2 separate regions of the Mus musculus genome follow, and region 2 is linked to region 1. Evidence: chromatin contacts called from ENCODE Hi-C or POLR2A ChIA-PET data. All regions are on one chromosome and are shown on one strand. Each heading gives the region's core, a stretch centred on a gene start or an enhancer-like site at or near the end of the contact. The rest is flanking DNA. Distances are from core to core; before and after follow the strand shown. Region 1 holds the start of Csf2ra (colony stimulating factor 2 receptor, alpha, low-affinity (granulocyte-macrophage)). Region 2 has its middle 37 kb from the start of Csf2ra.

Region 1 (6,341 bases), core at 3,393-5,892:
TCGTGATTCTTGGGTGCATGCTGAATAGGGAATTGAGTGAGGGTTTCCCCACTAGGTTCTTTCAAAACCAAGTAAGCACACCCTTCAGGGTAAGCTTACTAGTCAAGTCAGACTGGGCAACTTTATGAGAAATCTACTTGCAGGTTTCAACTCCCAGGTCCAACTGCAGCAGTCTGGGGCTGAGCTGGTGAGGCCTGGGGCTTCAGTGAAGATGTCCTGCAAGGCTTCTGGCTACACCTTCACCAGCTACTGGATGCACTGGGTGAAGCAGAGGCCTGGACAAGGCCTTGAGTGGATCGGAGCGATTGATCCTTCTGATAGTGAAACTATCTACAATCAAAAGTTCAAGGACAGCCGGGCGTGGTGGCGCATGCCTTTAATCCCAGCACTCGGGAGGCAGAGGCAGGTGGATTTCTGAGTTCAAGGCCAGCCTGGTTTACAAAGTGAGTTCCAGGACAGCCAGGGCTACACAGAGAAACCCTGTCTCGAAAAAACAAAAAACAAAACAAAACAAAACAAACAAACAAACAAAAGTTCAAGGACAAGGCCACATTGACTGTAGACAAATCCTCCAGCATAGCCTACATGCAGTTCAGCAGCCTGACATCTGAGGACTCTGTGGTCTATTACTGTGCAAGTCACAGTGTTGCAACCACATCCTGAGAGTGTCAGAAATCCTTGAGGAGTAGGAAACTGCCCTGGGACTGAGGAGACTCAGAGCAGGTTTGCCTGTAGACTTGCTCAGATACAGCCAGGATGGAGAAAGGACTTTGGTTTTCACAGAGGCATAGTTTGGGTTCAGGTTTCCTGACAGGAAGAACTTCAGAATGCTGTATAAGAACCTCATATTATTGATGGAACAAAAGTGAGTATTTCTGAAAAAAAAAAAAGATCTGGCTGCCTTGTCCTTTGTTAGTTTCATAAGAAACATGTCTCCTGTGAATTTTATAGTTCTGGTGTTCACTATATAATGTTAGCTATAAATATCATGAGTTCTGGAGACTCCATAACCCTATGTCCTTTATTCCCTCTATGTGATATAGAGGCTCATCCAGAGGATTTGGGAGATTCATTCTGATCCAGGAAGGAAAACACCATCTCTCATGGACCCTGGACCCCCAGCATCAGGCCAATCAGCCATCCCATGAAATTTTTGTTCTGAATGCTGGTACTCCAAACCACAATGGAACATTCAGATGCTATGGCTTTTTAAAGAATGAACCACAGAGCTGGGTGGTGGTGGCCCACACCTTTAATCCCAGCACTTGGGAGGCAGAGGCAGGCGGATTTCTGAGTTTGAGGCCAGCCTGGTCTACAAAGTGAGTTCCAGGAAAGCCAGGGCTACAAAGAGAACCCCTTTGAAATTTCATGAGGTCCCATTTATTATTGACATTTCAGCCTGAGCCACTTGTGTTCTCTAGACAAAAATTGTCCCCTGTGTTCAAGACAATTTCCTACTTTCTCTTCCATTACATTCAGTGGATCTGCTTTTATATTGAGGTCTGTGATCCTCCTGGACTTGAACTTTGGGCAAGGTGATAAATATGGATCTGTATGCATTCTTCTACATGCAGAGAGCCAGTAAGACCAGCACCATTCATTGAAGGTCCTTCCTGTTTTCAATAGTATGGTTTGGGGTTCTTTGCAAATAATCAAGTATCCATACATATGTGGGTTTGTTTCTGGTTATTGGTTCTATTCCACTGACCAATCTGTCTGTTTGTGTACCAATACCAGCCAGTTTTAATCAAGACTGTAAAGCAGTACAACTTGAGGTCTGGAATGGTGATTTTCCCAGAAGTTCTTTTATTGTCCAGTATTATTTTGGCTATCCTGGGGTTTTGTTTTTCCATATGTAGTTTTGAGTTGCTCTTTCAAGGTTTTAAAATATTATGTTGAGATTTTGATGGGAACTGCATTGAATCTATATATTTCTTTTGGTAAGACACACATTTTTAATATATTAATCCTACAGATCCATTAGCATGGATGATCTTTCCATCATCTGAGGTCTTCTCCAATTTCTTTCTTCAGGGATTTCAAGCTCTGACCATATAGATATTTCACTTGCTTGGTTAGAGTTACACCAAGACATTTTATAATATTTGCAGCTATTGTGAAGGGGTTGTTTCCCTAATTTCTTTCTCTGTGTGCTTATCTTTTTTTTAAAGGAAGACTACTGATTTCTTTGACTTAATTATATATTCAATCACTATGTTGAAGTTATTATCAACTGTAGGGGTTCTCTGGTAGAATTTTGAGGGTAGATTTTTGTATACTATCATATCATCTGCATGTAGTGATCCCTGACTTCTCCCTTTCCAATTTGCATCCTCTTGAGCTTCCTCTTTCATCTTATTCCCCAAGCTAGAACTTCACGTGCTATACTGAACAGATAGGGACAGAACGGTCAGCCTTGTCTAGTCTCTGATTTTAGTGGGATTGTTTCAAGTTTCTCTCCTTTTAATTTGATGTTGGCTATTGTTTGTAGTATATTACTGTTATTATGTTAAGGTGTATGCCTTGATTTCCTGCTCTCCTCAAGACTTTTAACATGAGAGGGTGATGGAGCTCTGTTTAGGAATTTCCCCCTGTGCCAATGAGGTCAAGGCTCTTTCCCACTTTCTCTTCTACTAGATTCAGTGCATCTGGTTTTATGTTGAGGTCCTTGGTCCACTTGCACTTGAGCTTTGTGAAAGGTGATAAATATGGGTCTATTTTCATTCTTCTACAGACAGACAGACAGTTAGACCAGCACCATTTAGTGAAGATGCTTTCTTTTTTCCATTGTTTTTTTTTGGGGGGGGCGTCTTTGTCAAAGATGAAGTGACCATAAGTGTGTGGTTTTATTTCTGGTTCTTCAATTCTATTCCACTGATCAACATGTCTGCCTCTGTACCAATACCATGTTGGGGACAAAATAAAGGGGAGGCCTGGGGTGGGGGTGGGGGTAAGTAGGATAGGAAAAAGATACCCACACCCCGCCAGAGTTTCCCTATTCTCTGGTCAGTCAGGTGTGGGAGGGCTGCTACCTACCCTATTTACTCATCCCTGGGTGGGCATTCCTCTATCCCACTCTTCAGGGGGTGGCCAAGGGGCAGCCCTGCCACGGGACCCCCCACCCAGAGCTACTTTGCTAAAGCCACCAGGGTTGTGGGAGAGAGGGAATGGGGGAAGAAGTTCCCAACACTAACCAGAGTGTGCAGTGGGCCTTGATGGAGCAGAGCAGAGACTCTATGGTTTAAGAGCTTTATTATAGAAATTCAGGGGAAAGAGAGAAGGTAGAAGAGAGAGGAGAGGGGGGAGGGAGGAAAGGCTAGAGAGAAAGAGAAAGAAGGAGAGAGGAGAGGAAAGAAGAAGACAAAGAGAAAGGGAAGAGGAGAGAAGTGAGAGAAGTGAGAGGTGAGAGGACAAAGGAGTAAGAGAGCGAGGTGGGGGCTAAGCACCCCTTTTTATGGTCTTCCCTGTTGCTAGGTAACTGGGGAGGAGTTTAGCCTGAAGGTCAGATTGACCATGCTTCTCTTGGGGCTGTGGGAGGTGGTAAGGAGCATGAGGGAATGCCTACCGTGTCATGAGGGTGAATTATGACTATCGGGGTTCAGACCTCAGATCGACTGGAGACCAGCCTGCAATTCCCCACAATACCATGTAGGTTTTTAAAACTAATAAAATTTATCTTAAAACATACAACTCAGTATTGATATTTTTAAAGTCATTAAAATAATTCATAATAGTTTAAATGCCTCTTAAATGTACATGACATCTTCGGAAGCAGACATTAATACACACTCTACCAGTTTTTAAAATCTGTTTGGAACATTAAACACGACAGAAAATCTCTCATGAGTCCTCTGTGGACAGAAATTGTGACGAGTTCCTGATTTTACAGAAACGTCCATCTCCGCGCAGTGTGTGTGTGTGTGTGGCTTCACAGAATGAGCTGGGTGGAAGCATCCACCAGGCCCGCCTGACCCTGGGCTGTCTTGGGTGGGAGACTTCACAGCTGTCTCTGGGTTCTGGGTCCTGGGACCGTTAGGTGGCTTCCGTGATTTTAACTGTGGTGCCTGTGCTGTGTAGAAAATTGTCCGTTTCATCCAGATTTGGTTTTCCCCAATTTGGAAATTAACGATGACGCAAGGAGATGTGAACCTAAGGATCACCTGTTGAACCTAACCCTTATCAATATGATCAACAGGATCAAGACTTTGCATGTCAGAGTCTTCCCACTGTGTAAGCGCGTGCTCACATGTGTGGTCACACTGTGTGCATCAGGGTAAGACTGTCGGTGATGTCACACTGTGCTGAGTGGTCACACTGTGTCCACAAGGGGTCAGATGCAGTGACTGACGTCACACCGTGTGTAGCCAGGCTGTGTGCGTGGCAGTGTGACGCGCCCGAACAGCCACACAGTAGGCTCACGTCCCGGTGTGCTGCCCCACTGCACGAGGTTGCATGGCGTCACACAGCGGGCCAACCGCCTGGCGCGTATACTTACTGTGCGCATTTGACATCATGCTGCCTGCACGGGACACTCGGACCCCGCCCCCGGTGACGTCACCGGGCCCCACCCAGCCACCCACCCCTGCCTGCCTTGTTCCTTCCCCTCTAGGTTTCCCAACCTGCAGATGAGGAAGAGGAAGCGGGAGACAGACGGACAGACGGACGGACACAGACGCTGCGCCCAGGCCTCACCATCCATCGCAGGAAGCCCCCTGTCTCAGGTCAGAGCCCCTCCACCCCTTTCCACCTCACCCTGCCTGACATGACGTCACCCAGAAGCCCCTCCCACCTGGCCCTACTGTGTGCCCAGCACACCCTGGGGTTTAGAAAACGATGGGGCTAGGGGACGGAGAGACCGGAAGGGGGGGGCAGTGGGACATGCAGACCTACTGTGTGTGCCCTGGGTCTCGGGTACAAGGTCCCCACCACCCGTGGGTCTGAGCCCTGGGGATGGTTTGGGGTGGGGTCAGAGGTAACAGAGGCCAAGGGGGGCTTAGAAGCCGGAGTTGGGGGGCGTGGCCTCCGCCTGCCAATCCCCCGCAACCTCTGACCTCTGTGTAGTACTGGGGTCAGGAGATGTGGTTCACCTCCAGGAGTCAGGGGTCTGGAGATGGTGGAGTTGAGGCAGGGGGATGGCTTCAAGTGCGTTTCCTCCAAAGCCCGGGGCGGGGGTGGGGGGTGGGGGAAGCGGGGAGTTGCGGATCGCCCCTAAGCCCGACTGCGGAGACCCCGCGGACGCCGCCCCCGCCCTCCCCACTCCCCGCGAGCGAGCGTCCTTGGCCCGACAGGAAGTGGGGACTGGAGAAAAGGAAGTGGCTGCAGCTGAGCTTGGAGCACGGCGGGGTTGGGGAAAGGCGGGTCCAGGCGGCGGTGGAGCGTGAGGGGGAAAGGGTCTGACCTACACACAGTCAGGCCACAGGCAGGCAGGGCGACCCCCGATCCCCTCGACCGCCTCCCCACCGCGCGGACAAAGCGGGTCCACATATAAGCAAAGATTCACGGGGAATCAATAGGATAACGTCACCAAGAGAGGAGCTGAGACAGGGGCATGGCTCAGATGGCAGAGCCCAGCCTCTGTACCCACCACAAATCATGCTGTAGTGAGTGGGTGGGACGGGGCCAGAGAATGCCCCGCCCACCCTAGTGCGCCAGACAGGATAACACCTCGGCTCTGCCCACTCATCTGACTGACAGATGACGTCATCACATGCCATGAACATCACCCCCCTGGCTCAGCTCGCCCTGCTCTTCTCCACGCTACTGCTTCCGGGAACTCAGGCCCTTCTGGGTTAGTGACGCTAGGTGGGCGGGGTCGGAAGTCACGGTGGGCGGGGCCGCGTCCAACAGAGCCACCTCACCCTCCTCCCCCTTCCAGCTCCGACCACACCGGACGCCGGCTCCGCCCTCAACCTGACCTTCGACCCCTGGACTCGGACGCTGACCTGGGCCTGCGACACCGCCGCGGGGAACGTCACGGTGACGTCATGCACCGTGACCTCGCGGGAGGCGGGGATACACCGGCGAGTCTCGGTACGTGGGGGTAGGGAGAGAGGGCCTTGTCCCGCAATGATGTCACTTCCGGTCGTGACCCCAATGCGCTCCCCCACCCTCCCACTCCCTGTCCCCCCCGCAGCCCTTCGGTTGCCGCTGCTGGTTCAGGAGGATGATGGCGCTGCACCACGGTGTCACGCTGGATGTCAATGGCACGGTCGGGGGCGCGGCCGCGCACTGGAGGCTGAGCTTCGTCAACGAAGGTGGGCAGGGCCGGGAGCGTCCCGGTGACGTCATCGCTCGCGAACGCCGGCAAGCGATGACGTCACCGCCGGCAACCGGCGTCGTCA
Region 2 (6,329 bases), core at 929-3,428, 38 kb before region 1:
GTCCCAACCGGTAAGAAGGACACATGCTCCACTATGTTCATAGCAGCCTTATTTATAATAGCCAGAAGCTGGAAAGAACCCAGATGCCCCTCAACAGAGGAATGGATACAGAAAAGGTGGTACATTTACACAATGGAGTACTACTCAGCTATTAAAAAGAATGAATTTATGAAATTCCTAGCTAAATGGATGGACCTGGAGGGCATCATCCTGAGTGAGGTAACACATTCACAAAGGAACTCACACAATATGTACTCACTGATAAGTGGATATTAGCCCAAAACCTAGGATACCCAAGATATAAGATACAATTTGCTAAACATACGAAACTCAAGAAGAATGAAGACTGAAGTGTGGACACTATGCCCCTCCTTAGAATTGGGAACAAAACACCCATGGAAGGAGTTACAGAGACAAAGTTTGGAGCTGAGACGAAAGGATGGACCATCTAGAGACTGCCATATCCAGGGATCCACCCCATAATCAGCTTCCAAACGCTGACACCATTGCATACACTAGCAAGATTTTATCAAAAGGACCCAGATATAGCTGTCTCTTGTGAGACTATGCCGGGGCCTAGCAAACACAGAAGTGGATGCTCACAGTCAGCTAATGGATGGATCACAGGGCTCCCAATGGAGGAGCTAGAGAAAGTACCCAAGGAGCTAAAGGGAACTGCAACCCTATAGGTGGAACAACATTATGAACTAACCAGTACCCCGGAGCTCTTGACTCTAGCTGCATATGTATCAAAAGATGGCCTAGTCAGCCATCACTGGAAAGAGAGGCCCATTGGACACGCAAACTGTATATGCCCCAGTACAGGGGAACGCCAGGGCCAAAAAAATGGGAATGGGTGGGTAGGGAAGTCGGGGGGGAGGGTATGGGGGACTTTTGGGATAGCATTGGAAATGTAATTGAGGAAAATATGTAATAAAAAATATTTTTAAAAATCTAATTTGATTTCTCCTAAGTGCATCTCTTAAGGGAGCTTAAGCTATGTAGTATTGACAGGACTCTCATGGAGAACAGAATGGCTCACACCCTACTATTCAGAGATATGTGCACAGGTCATGTTTCTTTTATAATTGATTGATTTGTTGATTGGTTGATTAATGTTTATCCACATAAATGTTCAGACTCATAGATGTATGCAAAACAAAAGTATTCCTGATGCCAAGGATAAATGACTGTGTCAGATAACGTGGAAGTCTGAATCTCCATCTCTCAGCATCAGTTGAATGTATGTAGTTCTCCACTTAGGTGTGTGGACATGTGAACATTTCCCCCTTCCTATGGCATGCCAACTGGTCATGTCATTTTGTAAGTCTTACTTAGGTGACTCACCTGTTAAGTTGTCTCAGGTGCAACTCCACTATTACAGAGAAGACGCTGTTTCTCAGCAGGCAACTTAGTCCTCCAGATTTTACCATCTTCTAGTCCCTTTACATGTTCTCTGAGCTGTGGGTGCAGGGGCCATGTTGTGTGTATATCACATGGGTTCGATGAGGGCGGGAGGGTGGCCGGCGGGCGGGTGGCAGCGAGCACCAGAAAACAACAAACCCCAAGCGGTAGTGTTTTTAAAATGAGACCTAAATGGAGTGGAACTGAGATCGCGAGCCACCCTCCTCTTCCACCGTGCTTAGATGCTCCCTTCCCCTTACTGTAGCCCCTTCCCCTAATTGTGCCTGTTCCCTTGCCCCGCTGACCGATTCGCTAGCCACGTACTTTGACTTAGAGAGTGATTTCGCCTGTTTTCACAGCTCCCTGTCATACATTCGTTTTTGGGTGTCTGAGTCCAGCCCGCGTTCGCTATGTTCGGGTGGGACGATGGGGACCGTTTGTGCCACTCGGGAGAAGTGGTGAGTGGGTACGCTGCTCCATCATGCGTGCGTGAGTGTCGTCCCCCACCCCTTCCCCTTCCCCGCCCCCCCCCCACCCCCCCAAGCTAGGGAGGACCGTCGGGAGAGACGGAATAAGTGAGTGAATGTGGCGGCGCGTGAGCGATCTGTATTGGTTTGTTTAGTTGATCCAGACCGTTGTTGACGGGCGACACCTAGTGTTGACAAGTTTCCGCAACGCTCCTGCCTTCTCCGGTTGGTGACACAGGACAGGGAAGTGCCTGCGATGAGGCGGCCAGGGTCGGGCAAGCAGGCGGGTGCATCTCGGAGATAGAGAGTCTCTACCAAGGAGGTTGTACCGGGAGATCTACAGGGCAGGGGTTGTTGCTGTACGCCCTATTAGGAAAAATGGTAGGGTTGGTGGCAGCTTGATCAGGTCGACCAGAAGGCTCAAGTCTTGCCCCTGCCCCAGAGATTTCTTTTTTCCTTCTCCCCTAGCACCCTTTCTCCAGGAGTCAGTGAGCTCTGGATTTCTGAGGCTGAAAGGGTGCTATGGCCCCGACTTGATAGATGACATGGAAAGAAAGAAACCAAACACAAGCCCACTAGATGACAAGTGACAGCAATCACAGCTGAAATATAACACACACACATACAAATTCTGTCATAAAATCCAACGTGCCTTCATGATCAAAGTTTGATAGTCAATAGTACTAGAAGAAAAATATGTCTGTAAAATAAAAGCCAGAACCTTTTCTGCTTTGTCTTATTTTGCTTCAAAGTAGGGTTTCTCTTGGTGTACCTCAGCAGCCCTGCCTGGAATTTGCTCTGTAGGCTTGGGTAGCCTCAAACTTACAGAGGTCCTCTCTGCCTGCCTGCCTCTGCTACCCATGCAGCTGGGCAGAAGCTACAATCTTTTTTCTTTTCATTTATTGGTTATTATTATTATTAGTTTTCAATGTATGTATTTGTGTGCTCTATCTGCTGCCTATATGCCTGCATGCCAGAAGAGGGCACCAGAACCTAGGAGAACCCACCATGCAGGTCCTGAGAATTAAAAGAAGAAAAAAGAAAATTCTTATCACATAGAGGGTAAATATCTGGCCGGCTCTTGTAGTGCTGTTTAAGGCTTACTGTAAATAATAAAAATTGTGTGTCTTTTATCCAAAAACAGAATGAACGTGTTGTGCCTGTGTGTCTGTTTCTACTTCCTTGTTCTGTCACTCAGTTGCACATTGACCTCACCAAGATGGAAGACCACATGTGGATGGCAGCCATCTTGTCCACTGACAGACCTCATCAAGATGGAGGTGGCTGGCCATCATGTGACCTACTGTTCCAGGTTGCTTTTGTTTCCAGGCTGCCTTTACCAGCCTCTAGGTGGCCCAGTTTGCATGTGCAAAGCTCATGACAAGGAAGCTCCCAAAAACAGCCAGAACCCTAGACCATCCACAGACAGCCTCATGGTTTTTTCTCCTGCTTTTGTATAATACGTTAAAATGCCAGACCCTGAATCAGTCATTCTAAATTCTTTTGGTTAATTTTAATTAAAATGCATAATAAAAGATAAATATAATCAGTCATCCTGGAACTCCTTTGATGTAACTCAGTCTGTAGACTAAGCTAGCTGCAAAATTACAGTGATCCACCACCTCCCTCTGCTACCACCACTGCCTGGTAAAAGCTAGAATCATAGAAAGAAAGGGGAAAGAAAAAAAAGATAAGAATCTTAGCTGGTCATAGTGGTGTACAACTTTCATGCCAGCATTTGAAAAGCAGAAGCAGGCTCTTACAGGTTACAGTCTGGTCTACAAAGTGGGATCCAAGACAGCCAGGACTGCTTACACTAAGAAACCCTGTATGAAAAAAATAAAAATAAAATTTAAAAAGAAAAGAAAAGAGAGAGAGAGAAGAAAAGAAAAGAAAAAAGAAAGAAGATAGAAAAGAAAGAGAAACAGGAAGACTTAGGAGATAGTTTTAGTTGATTCGTGATATCATTTCTCTTCATAGGCAGGCAGGCAGCCATACTTGTTTGGTTTGGTTTGGTTTGGTTTGGTTTGGTTTGGTTTGGTTTGGTTTGGTTTGGTTTTCAGGAAGTGTAGCCTAGGTCATATACAAGCACAGGCACAAGAAATAAATAAGGATCTCTGAAACACAATTCTGGGGGGGGGGGTGCTAGCTTGGCCATGGAGACACACACACACTAATAAAATCAGGTCGTCAGGCATCTTGGCTAGCAGGTGTGTGTGTGTGTGTGTGTGTGTGTGTGTGTGTGTGTGTGTGTGTGTGTCCATCTGTCCCTCTGTCTGTCTGTCTGTCCCTCTGTCTGACTGTCTGTGCAGAACTGCATATGTCCCAGTACTTATCAGTCAGGGCCACAATTCAGGTTCCAGAGCTGAACTGTGACCTAGAGTGAAGATCCTACAGGGTTTCTATGCCTAAAATCCACAAAACATCTATACCAAGTTATTCCACCAATCTGGACTTAGGGATAGGGGAATTCCTTAGAAACATATCTTTGTTATATACTTATCCTGCTCCCATTAGTTGGGGTACTTGACTGTGGCAGGGGGACTTGCCTTGTCTAACATTCATGTCTTAACTTGCAAACCAGGAAGTCAGTTGCCCACATACAAGTCTCTTTCTTCCAAGTAAGATGTCAGTTCCCTGGGAGGCCTTGGGAACTTACACTTTACTCACTCACACCCTACTCAAAATAGAAGTCTGATTCCAAGTAGTCTCTGCACTGAATAGGTGCGGGTGTCTCTCTTGTGTTGGGGGTCCATCCCCAGGGCAGCTTCTAAGAGCAAATGCCAGAAAAGTGTATACATGGGTGGGTGCAGGAAATGCTGCTGGGTGGTTGGTTTGGGTCCAAGCCTTTTGCAGATAACTATAGAACAAAGGAAGCCATTTGATCGGCTTTTATCATGATTAGTTTCTGAGGACACATCCAATGAGAATATGTAATCAATTCTGGCAGTAACAGCAGAAACAAGCTATGAGAAAGTGTCCTTATAATAGTAGTTAACAGTACAAAATGGCAGGCTAAACAGGTAAGAGATTACCTAGCCCTTAACTAATCTGACATAGGCCTTCACATTCCATCTAGGCCTTAATAGTTTCCTCAGTCCTTAACATTCCATCTAGGCCTTAATATTTTACCTATACATTAACAGCCAGCAGCTTTGTCCACTGAGCCATTGTACATGCATGCATGAATGTAATGCATGTAAAGATGGATGAATATCTTTTTCTGTATTCGTTCATTTATGAGAGACAAAGTCTTTCTACATGGTGAAAAAAACATACAAGACAGAAGAGGTAGCCCCTCAAGTAAGGAAGTGCGAGTGCATGGGTTGGTGAGCAGGGGTGGGGGAAAGGGATAGAGTGGTTTTGGAGGGGAAACAAGGAAAGGGGATAACATTTGAAATGTAATAAAGAAAATATCTAATAAAAATAATAAAAAAAGAAAAAACTGGAAAAAATACACTAAATTGGTGTAGGGGGTAATGTAGAATATCAGGGTGCTTTTTGTTTTCATTTCCATAGCGACTAAGGACTTTGAATGGTTAAGATCTAAATTCAAGTGATAGCACATTCTAGTGAGGACTTGGAGAAAGAGGAACACTCATCCATTGCTAGAGGGATTGCAAACTGCTACAACAACTCTGGAAATCAGTCTGAAACTTCCTTAGAATATTGAAAATGTTTCATTCAGAAGGCCCAGCTATACTGCTCCTGGGCATATGCCCAAAAGATAATCCGCCATACCATAAGGACATGTGTTCCACTATGTTCAGAGTAGTCTTATTTGTAATAGCCAGAAGTTGGAAACAACAACCCAGATGTCCCTGCTCAACAACACACCCACTCGCTCTTCCTGGCCCTGGCATTCCCCTATACTGGGGCATATAACCTTCACAGGACCAAGGGCCTCTCCTCCCATCAATAACCGACTAGGCCATCCTCTGCTACATAAACAACTAGAGCCATGAGTCCCACCATTTCTTTGGTTGGAGGGAATTCTGGGGTACTGGTTAGTTCATATTGTTGTTCCTCCTATGGGGCTACAAACCCCTTCAGCTGCCTGAGTCCTTTCTCTAGCTCCTTTATTGGGGACCCTGTGCTCCATCCAATGGATGACTGTGAGCATCCACTTCTGTATTAGTCAGGCACTGACAGAGCCTCTCAGAAGACAGCTTTATCAGGCTCCTGTCAGCAAGCTCTTGTTGGCATCCACAATAGTGTCTGGTTTTGGTGGTTGTTTATGGGATGGATCCCCAGGTGGGGCAGTCTCTGGATGGTCATTCCTTCAGTCTCTACTCTGAACTTTGTCGCTGTAACTCCTTCCATGGGTATTTTGTTCCCCCTTCTAAGAAGGATCCAGATATCCACACTTTGGTCTTCCTTCTTCTTGAGTTTCATGTGATTTGTGAATTGTATCTTGGGTATTCTGAGCTTCTGTGCTAATATCCACTCATCAGTGAG

What was found. Hi-C counts contacts between places; a loop is a spot of excess contacts on that map. ChIA-PET counts read pairs that join two places held with the same protein, here RNA polymerase II (POLR2A).
Region 2: a map of mature B cell shows a loop between it and region 1 (2.6-fold over the local background). The contact joins the enhancer-like site here to the promoter of Csf2ra in region 1. A Hi-C loop is called at or near these places in 6 of 37 maps with a recorded cell type or tissue (Patski, T-helper 17 cell, T-helper 2 cell and 3 more). POLR2A ChIA-PET finds 5 or more read pairs at or near these places in 4 of 5 experiments (Patski and embryonic stem cell).

The regions. Positions count from the first base shown.
Region 1 is chr19:61,226,719-61,233,059 of GRCm38, reverse strand. Csf2ra (colony stimulating factor 2 receptor, alpha, low-affinity (granulocyte-macrophage)) reads left to right here and starts at 4,642. Exons shown (of 12, transcript NM_009970.2): 1 at 4,642-4,721; 2 at 5,695-5,788; 3 at 5,876-6,030; 4 at 6,134-6,254. The coding sequence starts at 5,695. It also overlaps the pseudogene Gm4242.
Region 2 is chr19:61,262,345-61,268,673 of GRCm38, reverse strand. No RefSeq gene overlaps it. Among named protein-coding and RNA genes, the nearest start is that of Csf2ra, 37 kb to the right of the region's middle. Within about 2 kb of position 2,178, at least 1 of the 3 ENCODE cell types and tissues checked has a DNase peak (open chromatin) inside an H3K27ac peak, as active enhancers do.